Regions from separate parts of the Mus musculus genome. Here region 2 is linked to region 1. A link is a loop called in an ENCODE intact Hi-C map of the cell type or tissue named here. Cell type or tissue: gastrocnemius. All regions are shown on one strand. Links, peaks and the distances in the headings refer to the core of each region. The heading gives the core; the rest is flanking DNA. Region 1 overlaps Kalrn (kalirin, RhoGEF kinase). Region 2 overlaps Kalrn (kalirin, RhoGEF kinase).

Region 1 (2,807 bases), core at 8-2,507:
TGTGTCCTGACGGTGGGGGGCAGAGCGCTACAGTGCTCATGTCTATATTCACACCCCCAACCCCACCCCGTCTCACTGTTGCTCAGGCAGCCCAGAACTTGTGGCAAGCTTCCTGTCTCAACCTCCTAGGAGCTGGGAGTATAGGTGTAAGCTACCATGCTTGGCCTGACACCCTATTTTCTAGCTCAGCTGGAATGGGAGTGGCTTCACACACTGCTGCTTTGCAGGCCCAGCCGGCCTATGCTTGGAAAGAGAGGCCAACCTGCAACTAAAGAGCCAATGCAGACTGGTGGTCACTTTTGGAAGCCATTCTGGTTGGTTCAGTTAGCTAGAAAGTCCTGCAACTGCTTGCCTCCCTCCTTTCTTCTCCCTTTCCCACCCTGGTCCTCAGCTCTCATTGGGTCCTATCTCTACAGCTTCCCCTAGTCTGTCCCATGGGAGTTTCACCCTGAATGCCTCTCACTAGCCTCTGATTCTCCATCCTTGGTTTGATGCTAACCACCTGCACACGTAGTGAGCCCATCTTCTCGGAGGGTGTGCACATATCATTCAGTCACAGGCTGGAAAGGGGGTGCGGGCTCCTCAGGGAAAAGAACCCATACCTGGGATCTATGAAAGCTATCTTTCTCTCCTTTACTGGCTGCACTCTAAGGTCTGGGTTTGTGGAAGTTTGTAGGCACTTACTTTGCTGGACAACAAAGGTTCGGGGTAAGTCCCAGGACTGGGGAGTGTTGAGTGTGCTTTGTGTGTGCAAGCTCTGGAGAGAGAGAGAGAGAGAGAGAGAGAGAGCCATTTTTCCTCACCTAACTCAAAACAGAGGCGCACTCTAATCCTGATTTTAGTCTTCCTTTACACTAAGGATGTCAGAGGGCATTGGTGGACATTGGTGGGCATTGGTTTCTTCAAAGGAACTTGTAATTACAAATTCTATACAGCTTCTCCATAGTGTCCCCAAGGTCCTCAAAGGAAAGAGGGGAGGAAGAAGATAGTGGCTCAACTAAGGGTGGGGTGTAGCTGTGTGTGTGTGTAGGAGGAATCAAGGTTTTTTTTTTTCCTCACTAAACTTGTTTTAATGGTCTCAAAATTCTGTGACAGATTTTTGGTTGTTTCCATTAAAAAGTACTGATTTTGAAAACTAATAACTTAAAACTGCCCCCCACCCCACACACACACAAATGGTCCACAAAACATTCTTTCCTTCTGAAGGTTTTAAAATGCATTGTTATCATTAACCAGTCTTTTACTATTAAACTTAAATGGCCAATTGAGACAAACAGTTCTGAGTCCGTTCTTCCACCACTGATTAAGACTGGGTGGCAGGTGTTAGGGGTAATATTCATTTAGCCTTTAGTTTGCATTTCATATGGAAATCTCCCTGAGGCTGAAGAGCTGGGCACTACGAGAATGGTAGTCCACCACCTCCACCTAGTGGTCAGAAGCAGAAATTCATGGTCCCAGCCTTCCATGTATCAGGCAGCCTGCCCTGGGTCTCATGCACAGATGGAATCCCCATGCTAATATCTGACCATTTACACAACTCAGATCTAGACTAAGATTTGGTTCTCTGTCATTTTCTGGGCCTCAGTGTCTTCAACGGAAGATGCATGAGTTTGAGGCCACAGTGGTTTTGGAAGACAGTGTTCTCAGACTCCACTGTGAACCAGCCACCTGAAGAACTAGCTGGTGTAGAGTCACTCACGGAGCAGGTAGATGGGGCCTGAGCGGCCCTGCTGCTAACAGGCACACAGGAGCTGCTATGGTGGAGAGCTTTTTTGGAGAGCCACTACAGTTAGTCTCCCTGGCACCAGTAAATAAGAGGCACACGGAAAACAGACCAGGCCTGGATAACGGCGATCAGTGGCTATTCTTGATTGTCAAATTGACTACATTTGGAATTAACTAAAACCTCCAAATGGAGGGCGCCCCTGTGAGAGATTATATGCCTGATCTGAAGTAGGAAGACTCACTTCTAATCTGGATCTTGGAGGTGGAAAGACACACCTTTAATCCAGATCTTTTGAGATGGGAAAACCCATCTCTAATCAGGTTCACATCTGCCAGAAGTCTACATAAGCCACGGAGGAAGGAAGCTTCACTCTTAGCCTGCTTTTTCTAGCCTTGCTAGAAGGTTCATTCCTTCACCGGCCTTAGAGCCAACTTCTTCAGGACCCCAGCGCACACTGAAGACCAGCTGAGACGTCCAGCCTTGTGGACTGAAGAACTACTGAATTCTTGGACTTTCTGTTCATGGCCAGCCATTGTTGGGTTAGCTGGACCACACCCTGTAACTTATTCTAATAAATCCCCTTTATATATGTAGGATTTATTATGTATAAATGTATATCATATATATTCATTCTATAAGTTCTGTTACTCTAGAGGACCTGGACTAATACACTGAGTGCATCGAAGGAAAAAAGAGGCAGGGTGACCTCTGACCCTGAGCAGAGGGGCTAGTCAAGCCCTACTCGGCTGTGACCAGTTGCTGGGGTTGCTCAGTCCTCCTGTCAGGGTGAAAACTCAAATCTAGATGTAGTAGTGTGTATAGGGAAAGCTGGGAGAGAGCTTGGAGGTTAGTGGTTCAGCCATTGTTTCATTGTTTTTAAGATGAGATGGACACAGAAAGGTTGGATGTTTTTCTCCAAGCCACACAGACACAGACACAAGTAGCTTTTACTTCCGGCTCTCCACTCTCTCAGAGAAGCCGGCTCAACCAAAGCAGACTCTCAGGTCAGTTCTACCATGCCCAGCCCGCACCTGCCACCCCACCCCCTCAACTGTCCCTACCTTTCAAGGGGAAGAAGCAG
Region 2 (2,807 bases), core at 90-2,589, 120 kb before region 1:
AGATCCCACAGTGACAGCGGGCTGACTGGCTATGGGAGTCTCTGATTTGGCTCAGGACTCTGTCCATCACAGTGTGGGGTGCACTGGGAGATGTCATTGATGCCAAAGGCCCACCTGCTCTGCTGGGCTGCCTCTGACGGATCTCTTTCCAGTCCTCTGTAAACTTTCCGGCAGGAACTTAGACCCCGAGTGAGGTTCCATACCAATGCTTTTGCTAGCTGTGCCTGTGGCTCACATCTACAGAAGATAATTTTCCTCTATTTGAAGCAAACCTAAGTATGGGGGCAGGAGACGGCCGCCACGCTGCTCTCCTACTGTGGTCTCCTCAGGAATGTTTTTGTCTATGGATCTGTATGGGTCCCAAGCCCACAAGGGCAAGGGTTAAGTTGTCTTCTTATTGTCTCCAAATTTAGTACCAACTGTGGCATGTGGTGTTCTGTATCTGTCAAATCACTGACAGCTTTTAGTGGTGGGATTCTAAGTCCGAGGAGGAAAAGATAATGCATACCCCCCCCCACCCCGGGTAACTGGAGTGCTTTTCATTTTCTATAAACTGGACATATGACTTCCTTAGGAATCCCACTGGTCAGTCCAAGCCTGAGATTCAGTCGATGGTGATCTTCTTCCTCTATGCTCATTCAGAGGCTGGCACCTTGGGGGCCTCTGGTCATGAGCTGCCATGCATAACACTTTATCCGCGTCGCATTTGCTCACTAGTCCTGTGCACCGTCGGCAGGTGGCAACCCTTCTGGGGTTTATGTACCATCAGAGTCATCAATCGTGGTGTCAAACACAGTATCTGTTGTAGGACAGGCCAAAGTGGTTGGATCAGATTAACTCGGGCCACTCTATCACTGGTCTAGAATTTGGGTCTCCTGGCTGTCTTGTCTGGTGACCACTGCGGGTAAGTACAGGGACCGGAGGTACTAATCCCAAGTCTCCGATATTTCTGAGTGTCCCCCAAACAGGTGGGCAGTGAGCATGGTGTCAGATGTGAAGCCACAGAGAACTAGGATGTCAGAGAGATGTGGTCATGGAGGAAACGTGGGGTTAGTCACACAGAATGCACGTAGTCTGACTCTGAGAGATGCAGGGATGGATGGAGGGATGGAGGGAGGGGAAGAGAAAGGGGAGGGGGAGGGGGAGAGGGAGAGATAGATTATGCTGGGGTGGGGTGGGGGAGTAGGAGAGAGGCAAGGATGAACAACTGGGGAGCCTGGTTTTATTTGAACAGCAGAGGGCAGCAGGTAGCAAGGTTTCCTGAAGCCACAAGACAAGAATCGCCACTGCACCTTAGTTCCTGCCTTCTGGATTTTTCTTCAAAATGGGACAACAGCGAGTTCAGGGGAAATGTTACAGGTAAAATCCACCAGTGTTGAATAACAAACTGAGTTTGAAGAGAGCTTGAGTATCCCCCTCAGTTAATGCCTAAGAGTCTGACTTAGAGAAAGAAGGTGAAATTCTGTCTGGAAAACAGTTGTCAGCTGGGGATGACCTGACCTTGTTTTTTTCTGAGTCCCTCATCATCCAATCACAAAACACAGTTCCACACGGCACACAAAGGATGCTAATGGTGTAAAGATGGCAGAAACAAGCTCAAACCGAACGCCCTCAACCGTCTCAGAGCTACAAATCTGAGTGCAGGGAAGGAAAGGGATGCTAGATAACATTTAGTTAGAAAACGAGCAGAGAGTAAAAAGAGATTTTCCAGGTTGAGGATCTAGCACAGTGGTAGAACACTTGCCTGGCATGTGTGGTTCAATCCCCAGCATAAAATAAAACTCCCTAAACACTACTTCTGCATGTGGTCCTGGGGCTGGGTGTGATTTCTTATTTGAAGGTTTAGCTATTCATTATTTCAATCTGACTAGATCAGTTTTCCAGTTATTTATTTATTCATTTATGTATTTAGAGATAGGGTTTCTCTGTATAGCCCTGGTCATCCCAGAACTCACTCTTGTAGACCAGACTGTCCTCAAACTCACAGAGATCCACCTGCTTCTGTCTCCTGAGTGCTGGGATTAAAGGCATTCACCTTGGCCTAGCTTCAAATAATTAAAAAAAAAATTAAGTGTGTGTGTGTGTGTGTGTGTGTGTGTGTGTGTGTGATATACATGTGAATGCATGTGTCCAAGAAGGCCAGGGGCATTAGATTCCCTGGAGCTGGAAGCTGTGAGCTGCCTAACATGGCCTCAAACTTCAGTACCCAACTCTCCAGCTCCCTCCAAACCTTTCCTTTTTTAAAATTATCTTTGTAGTTGGAGAACCTGGTCTGTCTATGTGCTGCCGATTCCTTGATTTTCCTGAGATTTGCTTTGTGAATCACTGAGGAATGTACACTGAACTTTGTAGGTAAACTTTGATAGTATTTGGATGTTTGTGTATACAGGGAAGTGGGAATGGTGGCTTTGTCTCTTCTAGTGCTGCACTCTTAGGGAAACTCCCAGGTCAGTGGAACTTGCAAACTTGTAAGTGTGCAATATAAGGAAATGGGTCAGACCTTCCGACTAGGGTGAGGCGCCTCAGGACACACATGACTAAGAGCTCAACATGGATGCGAGCCCAGGAAACCAATCGAGACTTTTCCAACTCGTGTCAAATAGACTTACTCTCGTGGCTGCAACAGCTGAGCTCCTGAGTCACTGGGACAGGGTGTGCCTAAAGACCTGCGATTACCGGAGCAGTCAGGGGATTATAAAAGCTGTTGAAGAAGAAATTCTCCTCTTACAAGCAGATGTGCAACAAGGAAGGGCCTGAGCCTCTGCATTCAGACTTTCTGCAGGACATAGGTCGAGCTGAGGACATCA

What was found. Hi-C counts contacts between places; a loop is a spot of excess contacts. Peaks named below come from ENCODE experiments on the same cell type or tissue, not always from the same donor. Only the 100,000 strongest peaks of a DNase experiment are listed, where the experiment ranks them.
Region 2: a loop joins it to region 1, with 9 times the contacts of the local background. A loop is called at or near these places in 40 of 42 quality-filtered maps.

The regions. Positions count from the first base shown.
Region 1 is chr16:34,113,435-34,116,241 of GRCm38, forward strand. Kalrn (kalirin, RhoGEF kinase) reads right to left here. Exons shown (of 60, transcript NM_177357.3): 34 at 2,788-2,807. Among named protein-coding and RNA genes, the nearest start is that of Gm41448, 5.3 kb to the right of the region's middle. In gastrocnemius, for the core only: a CTCF peak has its summit at 1,440 (motif pointing left); a DNase peak (open chromatin) is centred at 1,431.
Region 2 is chr16:33,998,341-34,001,147 of GRCm38, forward strand. The region is part of intron 51 of Kalrn (kalirin, RhoGEF kinase); the gene reads right to left. Among named protein-coding and RNA genes, the nearest start is that of Umps, 33 kb to the left of the region's middle. In gastrocnemius, for the core only: a CTCF peak has its summit at 1,247 (motif pointing right); a DNase peak (open chromatin) is centred at 1,230; H3K27ac peaks cover 455 bases.